Regions from separate parts of the Homo sapiens genome. Here region 2 is linked to region 1. Evidence: chromatin loops called from intact Hi-C (ENCODE). Cell type or tissue: A673. All regions are shown on one strand. Links, peaks and the distances in the headings refer to the core of each region. The heading gives the core; the rest is flanking DNA.

Region 1 (8,344 bases), core at 175-8,174:
GAGCCAAGATCAAGCCACTGCACTCCATCACACCTGGATGACAGAGAGAAGACTTTTTCTCAAAAAAGCGGGGTGTGGGAGCTGGGGCAAAAATTAGTATTTGGAAAAAAGTTGTGAAAAACAATAGAATATATCATATATAAATAATATATCATATATAAATAAGTACAATCAGCCTTCTGTATCCTGTGGGTTCCACATCTGTGGACTAAACCAACTGCGGATTGAAAATAAGGAAAAAAATTCTATCTGTACTGAACATGTACAGAATTTTTTCTTATTATTCCCTCAAGAATACAGTATAACTATTTACATAACATTTACATTGTATTTAGGTATTATAAGTAATCTAGAGATGATTTAAAGTATATGGGAGGATGTGTATAGGTTATATGCAAATACGCCATTTTGTATTAGGGCATCTGTGGATTGTGGTTATGAGCAGAAAGTCCTGAAACCAATCCCCCATGGATACTGAAGGATGACTGTATATAGAATCTATAAAGCACTACAAACCACAAAAATGTGGCCAGGTGCAGTGGCTCACGCCTGTAATCCCAGCACTTTGGGAGGCTGAGGCGGGCGGATCACGACGTCAGGAGCTTGAGACCATCCTTGGCTAACACGGTAAAATCCCGTCTCTACTAAAAATACAAAAAAAAATTAGCTGGGCATGTTGGCATGCACCTGTCGTCCCAGCTACTTGGAAGGCTGAGGCAGGAGAACTGCTTGAACCCGGGAGGCAGAGGTTGCAGTGAGATCACGCCACTGCACTCAAGCCTGGGTGACACAGCAAGACTCCATCTCAAAAACAAACAAACAAACAAAAAAGCCAGAAAATTGGGCAAAGGGGATAAATAAGCAATACAGATGAAATATAAGTGACTGTTAAGTATGGAAAGTTCAATGTCCCATAATCAAGAAAATGCAAATTAAAATACCAATGTGATACTTTTTCACCCAGACTAGCAAAAGCTAAGCATTGATAATCACCCATTGTACAATATGTATGAAAAATGCAAAGAAGAAAAAAACGCTGCTTATTTCATAAATATATGGATATACGTGCAGAGAAAAGGCTGGCAAAGGTAAACAACTGCTAAGTAACTTCTGAGGTCATGACAGATTTGGGTTTTGATCAAAGGGAACTTTGGTTTCACTTGTATTGACTGACAATGACAAAACAGTTTTTGTGTCATGAAAACTAAAGGTAAAATAATTTTGAAGATCAAGGAAAACAAATATTTAGTCCTAAAGTAGCACTACTCATGGTAGCAAGTACCAGAGCTGGTCCATGAACAGTTTCCAGTTTGCAGTGAGTTAAGTACAGGAATTGTGTTTCATAATTTTTTTTTTGTTTTTTTTTTTGAGACAGAGTCTTGCTCTGTTGCCCAGGCTGGAGTGCAATGGCGTGATCTTGGCTCACTGTGACCCCTCCAGGGTTCAAGCAGTTCTCCCTGCCTCAGTCTTACAAGTAGCTGGGATTACAGGCACCCACCACCACGTCCAGCTGATTATTGTATTTTTAGTAGAGACGGGGTTTCGCCATGTTGGCCAGGCTGGTCTCGAACTCCCGACCTCAGGTGATCCGCCCGCCTTAGCCTCCCAAACTGCTGAGATTACAGGCATGAGCCACTGTGCCCGGCCCTAGAAATTTTTAATAGCAATTTGATATAATAATTTTATGACTGCTGAATCTAATAAAACTTGAGCTTATGTTTTTGTCTTCACTTTTCTAGTAATTCATTTTTTATTGAATTTTACAAAAGTATACATCTAGTGATTTTTTTTTAAAAAAGTCCTTCGCAGTTTGAGAAGCACCCCTCAAGTACTCATAGATATTCAGAATTTGGCCCAGTACAAGGCAGATGGCAATCTGGAATACAATGTAAGCTATGGCAGTTAAGAATTTTGGATTATGGTCCATTCAGTTACTTAGCTAGAAAGGGTAGGATTAGTAGTTCAGTGGTCTAATCCAGGGGTGGATAAACTTTTTCTTTAAAGAGACAGTAAATATTTTCGGCCTTGCAGGCCCTATAACCAGTTTCTGTTGCAACTACCTAACTTTTCTGCTGTATCATGAAAATAGCCATAGGTGATATATAAACGAATAGGTGTGCTACATTCCAAGAAACTGTGTTCTAAAAACGCTAATGGGCTGGATATGCCTGGTAGGTAACAGTTTGCCAACCCCTGGTCTAATCCCATTTCAAAATCAATGCAAAAAGGACATAATCAGTGCTGCAATACTTTTATTCATTAAAGTCAACATTACTTCTCTGTAACCACTCTGAAAAATTCCTGTTACCACTGAAACCGAGGAGTGAATGAAATCCACCAATTTCAAGTTCTATGCTAAAACATGCTTTGTCGTTATACCTATAACTATAATAAAACAACCTCATATTCTGCACACTTCCTAAGTCCGTAGATATTCCCCAACTACAACTGTATAGGTAAGGAATTTGAGTCATGTGTATTTGACATAAAGGCCTTGGAATTGCTGTTCTGGCTTTTCATAGTTATCCAGCAGCACATATTCACCAATTACAGAAATAATACCTCAAATACATCTTAAATATAAGATGCCACAGATAACTCCCATTAAATTTTAACAAATAAGGTATAACTTTAAGTAACAAAATGCATCCCACAGGAAATAGAAAATGGCAGTTTCATTAATCCTAGTACCTGTCCAAATTCCCAACTGCTTAAACACCTAAAAAAGAAAGTTTCAGTGGATCTTTCAATTTGCAAAGCACAAATTGCCAATTTTATGGTGATTTTCACATTCAGCTTACAAATCAATTAAGAGACATTAAAGGTGTTCTTATGGCTAGCCACAAGAAGAAATTACATGGCCTCTTTTCCTATTGGCTTTGTGGTCACTATAAAGTTTGTCACTGAAAGAAGTATGCCGGGAGGCCAAGGTGGGCGGATCATGAGGTCAGGAGATTGAGACCATCCTGGCTAACACGATGAAACCCCGTCTCTACTAAAAATACAAAAAATTAGCTGGGCGTGGTGGAGGGCGCCTGTAGTCCCAGCTACTCAGGAGGCTGAGGCAGGAGAATGACCTGAACCTGGAAGGCAGAGCTTGCAGTGAGCTGAGATCGCGCCACTGCACTCCAGTCTGGGCAATAGAGCGAGACTCCATCTCAAAGAAAAAAAAAAAAAAGAAGTATGCCAACTTTCTCTACTCTAGCTAACAGAAGTCTGGAAGAGCATATTTGTTCCTCAGACCAGATATCACAACTTCAAAGAGACAAAAGATTAAAAGGACAGGAAAAGGTAAAAGGATTCCTTAGGAAGACCCTGACCCCTGAAATCCCATGAGAAGTAACAGAACAGGACAGGGCCTGCAAGCCAAAGAACATATGAGTCACAGCAGGATCAGAACTGCACAGTGAATGCCGAACTATTACCTTAATCTCATTAGAAATGTCCATTCAATAAAGAAAATCTGATTTTATGGATCAGTCAGCTTTCCTCTAATGAGCAAACACCAATAAAATGATTTACGAACCAGCTGGACTGGATAACAGTTATGTCTATTGATTAACACTGTCACATTAACTTACGTGATTACGTTAAGTGCAAGCTCAGCAGAATGACATCGCTCCAACTTCTGTTTCAGAACAGCAACTTCTTCAGATCTGGGTGGTTCATACTTCTTTACTAAGTTTCTCATGCCTATGTGGATACAAAAAAAGAATTTAAACTGAATAAGCAAACCTCCTTCTCATAGTAAGGGAGCTGGTTACTTTTCCATTTTGTCATAGGAAACAACACTCTTCAAATGACATGGTTATTCTCAGGATTTGCATCATTCTGCATTTCATTCTACATTAAAATCCAATAAGCACTGTATGTTTAGTTCAAGTAATTATGGCTCTCTGCTGTTTAGCCCATATCATATACAGCATAAAGCACACTATAATCTAGCATTAATTTTTGGCAAATCCTACTGGGGTCACTTCTTGTTCAGTTTTAAGACTTAAAAAAAAAATCCCTAAATGATTTAGTGAACATGTTTTGTTCTCTATCACCAACCATCTTCGTAGTATTCTATTCCATAGACAGTGGGCCAAGCATATACTTCCTGTTTTCAAAGGAAACTGTTATTACACAACATGCAATAAAGGGAGGATGCTCAGTAAAAATTTGTTAATAATCCTTTGCTTTAACAAAACGCAAACCCTATACAAAAATGTCCACTTTAGGTTAAAAGCAAACTACTGTATCAGTAACTTTATAATTGCAAAAACATCCTCTAGCTGATCTTGTTATTCAACTATAATAAACCAAAGAATACAAATTTCAAGATTAGGGGAATGATGAGAGATCCAATGGGCTTATTATTACTATTAGCCAGCCATGTGATCCAAATGACTACACTACTGACCTATTTCATAATGCAAACAAAGCAGTATTTTTAACTGAATTAATACTTGTAACTCAACACCCTTAGGACAGTATCTATGTTCCAAAAATTACAAATATCTTAGTAGCATTAAACTTCTGAGTGTTTTATGAAGAGCTGTTTTTATTTCATTTTAAAACAAGTGGAGCAAAATAAAGGTATTGAGAAGAAATCAGTAATAAAACTAAGCTATGAAATGAGTACAGTGGAATAAGACCTTTACCTACTAAATTCTATGATCCTAACAGCTACAGTCAAATCACAATTAGCTTTTAAAGTGTACCCCCTAGTGGTATAACTAAAGACCTACAGTTTATAATTCATAAATCACAGCCATCATTCTCAAAGGAAGCCCTCAGGATCACTTCGAGCAGAGAATCAGGAAATGATACATAGATGCCCTGAAGCATCTTAAATTTTAAAACACAAAATATATAAAATGTATGCCCATTTACTGTCATCGAAAATCAAGATTTCAATCTTATATTCTACTGGTTTAATATTTAATTACAATACACATTTAATTAACAAGAACAATTTACACAAGAAGGTTTGGAAACAAACATGATCGACTTTTAACCCCAAAGAGTAGCTTAGCAGCCATGACCAAGTGTGCCACGGTCAAGAATGGAGAATGCTGGCTAATCCAGCCAATAAGTAAAGTAGAGATTCTACTCAACTCTCAACACCGGCACTAATGACAGGGTTTCTCAACACCAGCACTAATGACTTTTTGGGCTGGATAAGTCTTGATTACGCAGGGCTGTATTAGTTTCCTGACATTGCTATTAAAATTATCACAAAAGTGGTGGCTTAAAACAACGGAAGTGTATTCTCTCATAGTTCTGGAGCCCAAAAGTCTGAAATGTTTCACTGTGCCAAAATTAAGGTGCTAGAAGGGCCATACTCTCTCTGGAGGCTCCAGGGATGAATCCATTCCTTGCCTGTTCCAGCTTCCGATGGCTGCCAGCTTCCTTTGGCTTGCAGCCACATCACTCCAATTTTCAAGGCAAGCATCTTTAATTCTTTCTCTGCTGTCTTAACAGTGCCTTCTCTGAGTGTGTCAAATCTCCTTCTACCTTTCTCTTAAAAAAATAATTTATCTACAAAATAGAAGTTCCAAATTTAAACATTATCCTTAAGTTATTTCCCATTACATCTTTTTCAGTGCCTAGTATGTTTCTTTATTCTTTAAAAGGATCCTGTTGTCAATCTCTAAATCCTTTCTAAATCTGACTCTATTTTCACTCTTTGCATAAGTTCTATATAAATGAACACTACTTCCTTCTATATACCTTCTATTTGTTCTAGACCAATGTGTCTTTCATGCTTCCATAATACAGTAATTCAATGAAAAGAAATCTAAACAAAAATCTGTTATATTTCTAGTTAAACACCAAGAGATTTATTTAGAAAGGAGCTTTGTATTGGAAGAAACATTTTGTAAAGTGTTCTCTTTTACTTACTTTTCATTATATCTAGTAACTGTGACAGGCAAGTTCTGTTCTCTTTCAGCATCAGACTCTCTGATAAATAACTAGTAAAGAAAAGAAAAAAAAATCTATTGAAAACATACAGCACATTGAGAAAACATGACATCATAAATTATTTTCCTCCATCCTCATCAAAGGCAATTAAAAAATTTTTAAATTTATGAATGTATAATCTGTAACTCCTATATTTTAAGGATTTATTACCACTTACATTAAAAGATGTTTATTGTTCCTTTAAGTTTAGTGACATTCAGGTACAACCTTTCAGAGGGAAAATAGTATGAAAGCAACAGTAATAGCCAGTACTTATAACATTTATATCTTTTAATATAGAAGCCCAATAAGGCTAACCTTATTTTACAGATGAGGAATCTGAGTTACAGGGATGAACAAGTCATGATCTTGTAACTTGCCCAAAGTAATAAAGCTAGGAAGCAGCAAAACTGGAATCTGGCACTAGTAAGGATTCTCTATTCCCTTAATATGAAAGCCATTTTATCTATAGTTGCACTTCTGTGGAGTAACAGACATTCAAACCAACAAGACTACCACCTAATGCTTTATAAATCTATTGCATCTTATTTGCATCAAGTCCAAATCAAAGGTGTTAAACTTACTTATCAATGTGATATAAAACCCAAATTACCTGTTTTTCTCAGAGCCACTGACAGTATGAAAATATAATTTCTATATTAAAATTTCAGTTACTCTGAAGTTTTACATACCTGAACTTGACCTATGATTGATAAAAGGCGAAATGAACAGATTCTCAAAATGTTAAATAGTTTTTCAAACACAAATGCAAAAAACTTATTTTTCTCTTGGGGGTAATAGTTAGAAAAATAGAAAGCAATGCTTTAAGAACTCTTGTTGCTGTCTTTATCCAGATTTATTTAAATTTTATTATAAAGTTTGGTAACTGTTTGATATTACATCATCATCATCTACTGTGGGAATAAATTTTGGATCTGAAAATCAGGAAATCTCCTGACAACTAATCCATTTCTGGCTACCAGTAATTCAAAATAACTAGTTTTTTCCTTTCCCTCTCCTACCTAAAATTCCTCCCATTTTTGTCATCTTCCTTTATTTTTACTCTTCATTTCCTTTTGATTTCTTAAGCATAAGGGTCATAGGTTTGGTGCTAAGAGTTGGCTGACTAGACTCATTATCTCTGTGAAGTTAGCAACTCTTAACCTCAATTTTGAATTTGAACTTATAATATTGTGGTGTTTTAATAAAATCCACAGGCAATAAGAATACCTAAAGTAGCAGATGAAAAATAAAGCTCTAAATCTGCAAGAAAGAGAAGAAAATCCAGAAATAACGGTAATAATCCTATGATTAATAATCTGAGGCATTATCCAGACTATGACAACAGCACAGGGGCTTTCCCTTTTGAAATCAGCAATAAATGTAAAGCTCATTTCCACATATCCCAAAAATTTGCCTGTAAATCAGCTGTAAGTTAAAAACGTTTGGAAAGCATTTCCCTAAAGGAAAAAAAAAAAAAAAAGGCCCAATGTCTAGTCTCTGGGAATGTTACGAAAGCCTATTAAATTTGCAAGGAGCCAAAGGTATGGCAATTTCAATTTTGCCTTCCTGGAATTATAATGAACTAAACTTCTAAGATGAAATAAATTCATTTGGACCTTCACTGAAGAATTTATAGATGCACTATATACAATGCTTCAAGATTAATCAAACTTTTGGTTATTTGAATTGTGGAAAAGAGGACTTTTGTTCCCTTACAGAATGAAGTCTGCAGGCCAGGTATGGTGGTGTGCACCTGTCACCCCAGCACTTTGGGAGGCCTAGGCAGGAGACTACTCGAGTCTAGGAGTGACTGAGATGAGCCTAGGCAGCATAGGGAAACCCCAACTCTACAAAAAAAACAAAAAGATTAGCCAAGGTGTGGCGGTGTGTGCCTGTGGTTCCAGCTACTCAGCAAGCTGAAGTAGGAGGATCGCTTGAGGCTGGGAGGTTGAGGCTGCAATGAGCTTTGACTGTGCCACTGCATTCCAGCCTGGGTGAGAGTGAGATGCTGTCTCAAAAAAAATAACCACCCAACCCCCACAAAATTAATGGAAGTCCACATCTTAACTCCATATACATCAGTAATTTACATGACTATCTTTCCTAACACAGAGATTTATCTTATTCATACTCCTAAAGTGTAGTACAGTGCATAGTAGTACATAGAAGGTATCTAATAAATGTTTGCTTAGTAAATAAGTGGAGATATAAATCACTTTGGGATTAAACGTATACATTTATATACAGTTGGTGAGCTGCGTTTGCAGAGAACAGGCATATCATAAATAAAATATAAACCTACAATCCCTTATCCTAGATGCAGATGTGTTGCGAAATTCTTATTAATAAGTATTCATGTCTTAGAAAAGTTATCTGGTGTATATATTATGAA
Region 2 (8,344 bases), core at 124-8,123, 330 kb before region 1:
ATTCCTTTTTACTTTCTAGAAAGCAGTCCAAGTTTGCTTTGTGTGAGGCAATTAGTTTCTTCTATATCATTACTTATCTTTTAATTGTATATATGGTATATTCTGATGTGCACCTGTTTTTAATTTTGATGGAGTCAAGTTGTCATTCTTTTCCTTTGTGATTTTTCTTTTTTGTGTCTTGTCGAGGAGGACTTCCTGACCTCAAGGTCAGAAAGATGTTCTATATTGTCTACAAAGAAGGAGAAGAAAACAGAGAGGAGAAAGAGAAAGGAAAAGAAAATATTTAATTTTTATAGTATATATTTGATTCCTATAGTATAGCAAAGCACATAAGAAAAATAAAAGGCAAATGACAAACTAAGGATAATATCTGTAATGTATATCACAGGCCAATCTTTTTTTTTTTTTTTTTTTTTTTTTGAGACAGAGTTTCCCTCTTGTTGCCCAGGCTGGTGCGATGTTAGCTCACTGTAGCTGTTCAAGCCATTCTCCTGTCTCAACCTCCTAAGTAGCTGGGATTATAGGCGCTACCACACCTGGCTGATTTCTGTATTTTTAGTAGAGACAGGATTTCACCATGTTGGCCAGGCTGATCTCGAACTCCTGACCTTAGGTCATCCACCAGCCTCAGCCTCCCAAAGGGCTGGGATTACAGGCGTGAGCCACCTTTCCCAGCCCCAATCTTTATAATATAAAAACAATACTGGAAAGCCACAAGAATATATAGCAACACAAAAGACAACTGTCAAAATACATTATCAGTTGATAATGATAGAACTGTTGATAGAAAATGAAATACAAAAAACTTTAATTGGATAATAGAAGAAATACTAATTTAGAATAAGCTATGTTTCACCTAACAGATTAACAAAAACCCTTAAATTTTGACAACAGCCCATTGACAAGGCAATGGAAAAACAGATACTTTCAGTTATTGCTGATGAGAATATAAATTGGCACGAGGCCTATGGAAGGCAATTTGAAAACTTTTTCTAAATTACAAATATATACAACTGTTTATTCAGCAGTTCTATTTCTGACAATGTATATTAAACTTACATATATGAAAATAAACAATATGCATTGCAGCACTGTGAGAGCAAAAAACTGGACTATTTTAAATTATCAACAGGGATCCGATTAGAAAAATTATATCTGTACAACAGCATCCGACGCTGCTGTAAAAAAAGAAAGAGGAAGCTTTCCATATACTGATACATAAAGATCTGTGAAATGCATTGTATGTTTTTTGTTTGGGGTTTTTTAATGAAAATTAAGATGTACAATGTGGTGTTTTGATATACATACTGAGCTGATTACTACAGTCAAGCTAATTAATATATCCATCTTTTAGTATAGTTGTCTTTTCTCTGTGTGTGGGAGAGTGGTAAGAACACTTAAGATCTACTCTGTTAGCAAATTTCAAGTGTACAATACAGTATTAACTATTATGTTGTGCACTGCAGCATTATTCACGATTACCAAGATATGAATAAATTATTATACACACACACACGTGGAATATTATTCAGCCTTAAAAAAGAAGGATAGCCTGCCATTTGCAACAACGTGGATGAACCTGTGGAATATTACGCTAAGTGAAATAAGCCCACACAAAAAAATGCTGCATGATCTCACTTATAGGTGGAATCTTAAAAAGTTGAATTTATAGAAACAGAGAGTTGAATGGTGGTTACCAGGGATGGAGAAGTGGGGGGAATGGGGAGGCCCTTGTCAAGGGGCACAAAGTTCCAGTTGTATAGGATGAATAAATTCTAAAGGCCTACTATACAGCATGATGGCTCTAGTTAATAATAATATTGTATATGGGACCTGTATTGTTAATTTAACAAAGCAACTTGTGGAACAAATGGGTAGGAGACAGAGTTTTGTGCTAGGCAGGGAAAGAATATATCATTTATTGGTTTGTATTTGCCTGAAGAAACTCTTGGAGAACTCAAAATGAGCTAATTACAGTGGTTACCAATGTGTGAAAAAGGGACAGGAGGTAAATGAGGAAAAATATAATGAGGAAAGGGAGGCTTTGCAGACTACACATATTTACATTTTTAAAAATTTTTTAGGCCGGGTGTGGTGGCTCACACCTGTAATCCCAGCACTTTGGGAGGCCGAGGCAGGCGGATCATGAGGTCACAAGATCAAGACCATCCTGGCTAACACGGTGAAACTCCATCTCTACTGAAAATACAAAACATTAGCCAGGCGTGGTGGTGGGCGCCTGTAGTCCCAGCTACTTGGGAGACTGAGGCAGGAGAATGGCCTGAACCCAGGAGGCAGAGCTTGCAGTGAGTCGAGATCATGCCACTGCACTCCAACCTGGGCAACAGAGTGAGACTCTGTCTCAAAAAAAAAAAAAATCTGAAACATTGTATTGCCTATTCAACTGATTTAATTTAAAAATTAATTTATTTTAAAACAACTAAACTCAATAATATTAATTTAGTTCAAAAAATAGAAGCCAAACAATAAAGGTGATACCTTTGGCTATCTTTCTCCCTGTCTCAGAGTTTGAAAAATTGTAGAGATTCAGTGGAGAGGTGGTCTTCTGATTAAAGTTCTAGTATGATGCTATTTTTATGTGTCAAAACAAATTAAGTTTCCTATGATGTTTCAGGACAGGAATTATAAATTCAAAATGTTTTTTCTAAAGGATACTATAAAGGGATGAAACAATTTATGGTAAGCTGAAGCAGTGAAGATATTCCATGCAATACAAAAATATCAACTTCAAATTAGTCTGAAGATCACATATAAAGGGAAGAAAACAACTTTACCACTAAATGATCAACCGACAACATGAAGCAGAATATAATGAAATGCATAACATTTTATTATCACATCTATTTTTTGCAATTCAGAAAAACCATAAAGGATATCTTCCAAATCTGTAATTTAACACATAACACTGTAACACATTTCTAAAGCAAGTTTTAAAATGAGTCAGCCTTATAAGGCTGAGTGACATTTTGTCACAGATTTAAAGGAAAATCCTGTCTCTGTTAAGATCTTATAATACATATATAATAAAGAAACGCACAGAATAAGGTTAGACAAATTTGAGAATTTTGTTATCACCTTAACATCAGGGTGTTAATGCATATGTAACCACAAGTATTAGAACTATTTCTTCCATTATATCAGATGACAAGAAAGGTGCCTGAAAATTGTCTTATTTGTTCAGGTAAATTAAATGATGTCAGATCAATGAATGATGTGCTTATCATTATAGAATCTAGATGTTCAGTGTATCATGGGCTAAAACAACATTTGTAATGGTGTGAAAATGAAATACTTCAACATCAAAAAGATTCATTTCCCAGAGAGGACTTATTTTTATAGTTATTCTTTTTCTGTTGGACTAGCTGGCTTATGATTCTTGTCTGTGGAAAAAGAACCTGAAAAAAATAACTGTCACTGTAATTAAGCACAGCAAAGGTAGAGAAACAAAGGGAGCATTCAAAACGGATAGAGGGGTGGGGAGGGATGTCACTGGGGAACATTCTTGTGTTCGTTAGTTCACCTGAAACTAACTCTTAAAGTTGAAGAACTAAATATTGTTCTCATAGAAGCACATACTTGGTGTACAAGAAGGAATGACCACAGGATGGGGCCAAAGGCGAAGACAGTTGAAACTCAATGAGCTGAAAAACTTACTATAAAGGGAAAAAAGGAAAGGGACATTCTCAAGACATTTTACTACAGATCCTGTGGAAGTAATGCCATTTAGTCTTTATTGACTTTTCCTTAAACTTTGGCATTTTTACACTTTTTTTTAACTATTTAATTTCAGCAGGTGAGGGAAGAGCAGGAATGCCAAACTCCTGGTGTCTCCCTCAGCACAGGTCCTGCTCCATAAAGGTTTTTGGCCTTGAAAGGTCTGTGGCTCCACCCAGGGCTGCAAGGATGGATGTCAACTTTGGGCAGAACAAGAGAAACAGGCCCAGGAATGGGAAAGGGTTATGACCACTAACCCTGCTACCATATGGTCAGATATTTTTTATTCATGAAGAGAAGTTAAAAATCTATATCTCATATATTCTTGATATTTAAATGTTTTTTAAAAGTTGTTCACAGCCTGAGGGTAGCTAGTTTGCAACCCGTGTGCTTTAATAGTAGTAACAGGTAACCCTTATGCAAAACTCCCTATGCACCAGGGGTTGTTCTAAGTATTTTATATATATAACCTCATTTCAAACTCCTAATAACCACTTGAGGTAAGACCTTTTTATCCCCATATTTAAGATGAGTAAACTGAGGCACAAACAAGTCTATAGCTTGCCCCAGGTGGCACAGCTGGCAAATGGCAGAGGTAGGACTTGAACCTACAGAGTCCGCTCCAGAATTCATACTCTCAAACACAAAGATGTTTCTATAAGAAAATTTCCCCTTCAAAGAGCCAGTTATAAATATTTGTTCAATTATGGAACTAAATCAGCTAACCCTGGCCCTATGCCTACTGATGTATTTCAGGTAAATATTTTTCTGAAATTATTTTTTAAATTTTTGAGAAATTAATGAGCCATCAGTGTTTCTGAAGGGCCCAATTTGAAAGAGAAGTTATTTTGAAAAACTTAAGCTTACTATGTATTATTTTCTAGCTGTAAAACATCATTTTGAAAAAATATATATTTTTATGTTTTAGCTACCATGTGTCATTTTGCTTTTGAATAACTTTCTTATTGAAAATACTGAACTGATACCAGAAGCCAACTGAAATAATGACTTCTAAGTTTTATTTGAAGATTGAATTCACACTGTTTAAACATTTCTTTTTTTTTCTTTTTTTTTTTTTTTCTTTTTGAGACAGGGTCTCTCACTCCATCGCCCAGGCTGGGGTGCAGTGGCACAATTACGGCTCATTGTAGCCTCTGCCTCCCAGGCTCAGATGGTCCTCCTTCCTCAGCCTCCTGAGTAGCTGGTACTACAGGCATGCATAACCATCCAGCTAATTTTTGGTTTTTTTTGTAGAGACATGGTTTCTCCGTGTTGCCCAGGCTGGTCGAACTTCCGGGCTCAAGTTATCTACCAACCTCAGCCTCCCAAAGGGCTGGGATTACAAGTGTGAGCCATCACACCTGGACCATAAATACCTTTTTCAAAAACTAGGAGCTCATCTTATATTACACTTTAACTCTTCAAAATTTTGCACTTTATTATCTAATTTTATATTCTTATCAATTTAAAATTAGTCAATTTATATATGAAAAACAAAGGGGCTAGAGACTGCTTACTCCTTGTGTGAAAAATGTGGAACTGTCTGGTATGCACCGTGTGGATCTACTGGCACCTCACTATGTGTGGAAGTCCTTTCAATTTATTTGTTTCACCTGGGAAGTTTAGTAGCTACTTTGAGAAATGGAATTACCACATCATCCTTTGAGGAGAGCATAATGTAAAGTTGTCTCAAAACCTGCATTCAACTTGGCATTCAAAGTCATCAAGTCAGACTTCAACAATTCTAAGAATAACTATTAACGTCAGCATTTCTGGGCATTTTCCTTCCATTCCTAAATTGTTAAAACAGAGATCGAGATCATTATCTCAAACATGTTTATCATGAAGTTCAGATAATATGAAATACTGTATAATAATAGTATGTTGCCTCAGAGACATATTTAATTGGGGACTAAAATGTTTGCGTATATTGAGTATATTACTTTTAGTATACAGCGACAATGGCTCATATAATGAAAACGATCATCATTGTGATAGAGGGCTCTGAATAAATTCTGTTGATCTTTTCTTAATACTATACAGGCCAGGCTAGTCTCTATAATTTTTTATTTTTATTATTTTTTTTGAGACATATTTCTCACTCTGTCGCCCAGACTGGAGTGCAGTGGTGTGATCTTGGCTCACTGCAAACTCCGCCTCGCGAGTTCAAGCAATTCTCTGCCTCAGCCTCCCGAGTAGCTGGGATTACAGGCGCCAATGACCACGCCCAGCTAATTTTTGTATTTTTAGTAGAGACGGGGTTTCACCATCTTGGCCAGGCTGGTCTTGAACTCCTGATCTAGTAATCCACCCTCCTTGGCCTCCCAAAGTGTTGAGATTACAGTCATGAGCCAGGGTGCCCGGCCTAGTCTCTACATTTTGCAGTAGGAATTTAATTGTGTGCATTTGTGTGAGGTAATGCAATATACGTAACATATTTAATATTCTCTCTCTGTCTCTTTCTACACACACACACATACACGCGCGCGCGCACACACACACACACACACACACACACATATATCATACAAAAATGTCCACATGTTATATTGGTATATTTTTCAAAGTAAATTTATAGTGAACATTTTTCCCATCTTTTATTATCTCACCTGGATGCTTTAAAACAGCCAAAAACTAAAATACAATATCCATGTTGCAATCTGGTTATGCTTTGGAAGGATAAACATCTATAATAACCTTAAAATATTTTAAAATTATATAAAATAGGTGAATTATTACACTAGCAGCAGTAAAATTTCTTACCAGAAAAGCTTGATCTAACAGTTGAAAATGCCATTAGCCTTCATGGAAGACAAGAACATGCTCTCTACTTTGCCAACAAACATACAATATAAGTTTTCTTCTACAAAATAAATTCATATTTTGAAAAGCCATACTTCTGGAGCTTTGATTTACATTTCTGATGGTGGCGAATTAGGAAATTAGACTAAGCACATTAATGAATCTAGAGGATAGTCATTTTCAGTCCAATAATGATATGAAAGCAGTACCCTACCAAAAGATTATACCTAACTTCACATAAAACTTCCGATATTCTAGAAGATGGCACCAACATCTGCAACAGTAATAATAGTAGTGATCCTTTATTCAGCCTTAGTAATTATGTGCAAACTTTATATGCAGTTCATAACTGGCAATGGAAGTAAGACAGCATTTGTATAGTGTAAGATAGCAACCTGTCCATGACTGCCTTGGTCACAAAATCTCTGTGTCCTCTGCAGTTCCAGGATGAATATGAGTAACTGCAGTTGTGTATTTTACGCTAGTGAAAAACATTAAAATTGATGAAAAGGCAAATACAATGTGCTTAACTGATCCCTCCCCTCAAAAATCTAACCCTTGTGTCATTTTTTAAAATGGTTAAGAAATAGGTTGACTTTCTGTACAGCATGAAAATTTCTTTGGCTCAAGCCTCCACTAGAAAACCTAAGACAAGGTCAGGTGCAGTGGCTCATGCCTGTAATCCCAACACTTTGGGAGGCCGAGGCAGGCGGATCACGAGGTCAAGAGATCAAGACCATCCTGGCTAACATGGTGAAACCCTGTCTCTACTCAAAACACAAAAAATTAGCCAGGCGTGGTGGCGGGCACCTGTAGTCCCAGCTACTCAGGAGGTTGAGGCAGGAGAATTGCTTGAACCTGGGAGGTGGAGGTTGCAGTGAGCCGAGGTCGTGCCACTGCACTCCAGCCTGGGTGACAGTGCGAGACTCGGTCTCAAAAAAAAAAAAAAAAAAAAAAAAAACCTAAGACAAATCCTACTGGATAACACTGTCCTTCAACACATGCAAACCATGTGGTGACAAAGCAAAAATAAAAAAATCACTATTTGAAAGTGACCCCAATCAAGGCACCCAGACTCACTGGTTACTCACAGTTTTTTTTCTTGCCCTTCCGGTGGTGTACACTGTTTTCAGAAGGTTGACTATTCACTCTCCAATGGCATAAGCCTGTTGCATCATATCTACAGGTGTTACCCTGTAGATAACTTGTATCCGTACCTTTCAGAGATGTTAACTGTAAGGAAGAAACCTAAAAAATTCATTCTGATAGAATGACCCTCCATCAGGTCCAATTCTTTCTAAAGAAACCTCTCTTGTAGAGAGTGCTTGTGTGGAAAAGAAACAACTACATTCAGTGTATGCAGAAGTATGATCCTCCATACTTACTCTGAGCAGTCTACTTTTTCACTATTAAAGCTCCATCTGTACCTGATATTGCCTATAAGGTCACCACTATCATCTCCAAATTCAGACTTTTAGCTCGGTACAGCTCCAAATCCTCCTTAGAATAAGCAAGAGTGATTCCCTGAAGTGGCACCGTGAAACGATGTCAAAGCATTAATGTTCCTCATTAACATAAGATACTGGGGAACATTATTAAAGACAAACACATATGAACAACAAAAGGTAGTTCTCTGCCCCAGAATTTCGACTCCCTCCCTTACTCCATGCAATTTCAGCCAGTAAAGAGCTTGGCTTGCTTTTTACAAGCAGGGTCTCCCTCTATCGCCCAGGCTGGGGTGCAATGGTGCAACCATAGTTCACTGCAGCCACAAACTCCTGGGCTCAAATGATCCTCCCACCTCAGC

What was found. A loop is a pair of places that touch in the nucleus more often than their neighbours do. Peaks named below come from ENCODE experiments on the same cell type or tissue, not always from the same donor. Only the 100,000 strongest peaks of a DNase experiment are listed, where the experiment ranks them.
Region 2: a loop joins it to region 1, with 6 times the contacts of the local background. A loop is called at or near these places in 50 of 110 quality-filtered maps.

The regions. Positions count from the first base shown.
Region 1 is chr5:87,395,813-87,404,156 of GRCh38, forward strand. It overlaps CCNH (cyclin H), which reads right to left. Exons shown (of 9, transcript NM_001239.4): 6 at 5,890-5,960; 7 at 3,582-3,693. Among named protein-coding and RNA genes, the nearest start is that of CCNH, 13 kb to the right of the region's middle. In A673, for the core only: a CTCF peak has its summit at 4,725 (motif pointing left); a DNase peak (open chromatin) is centred at 4,699; H3K27ac peaks cover 940 bases.
Region 2 is chr5:87,066,552-87,074,895 of GRCh38, forward strand. All of the region lies in intron 1 of MIR4280HG (MIR4280 host gene), which reads right to left. It overlaps LOC105379065 (a long non-coding RNA gene), which reads right to left. Exons shown (of 3, transcript XR_948540.3): 2 at 7,629-7,770; 3 at 1-229. Among named protein-coding and RNA genes, the nearest start is that of MIR4280, 44 kb to the right of the region's middle. In A673, for the core only: a CTCF peak has its summit at 3,616 (motif pointing right); a DNase peak (open chromatin) is centred at 3,640.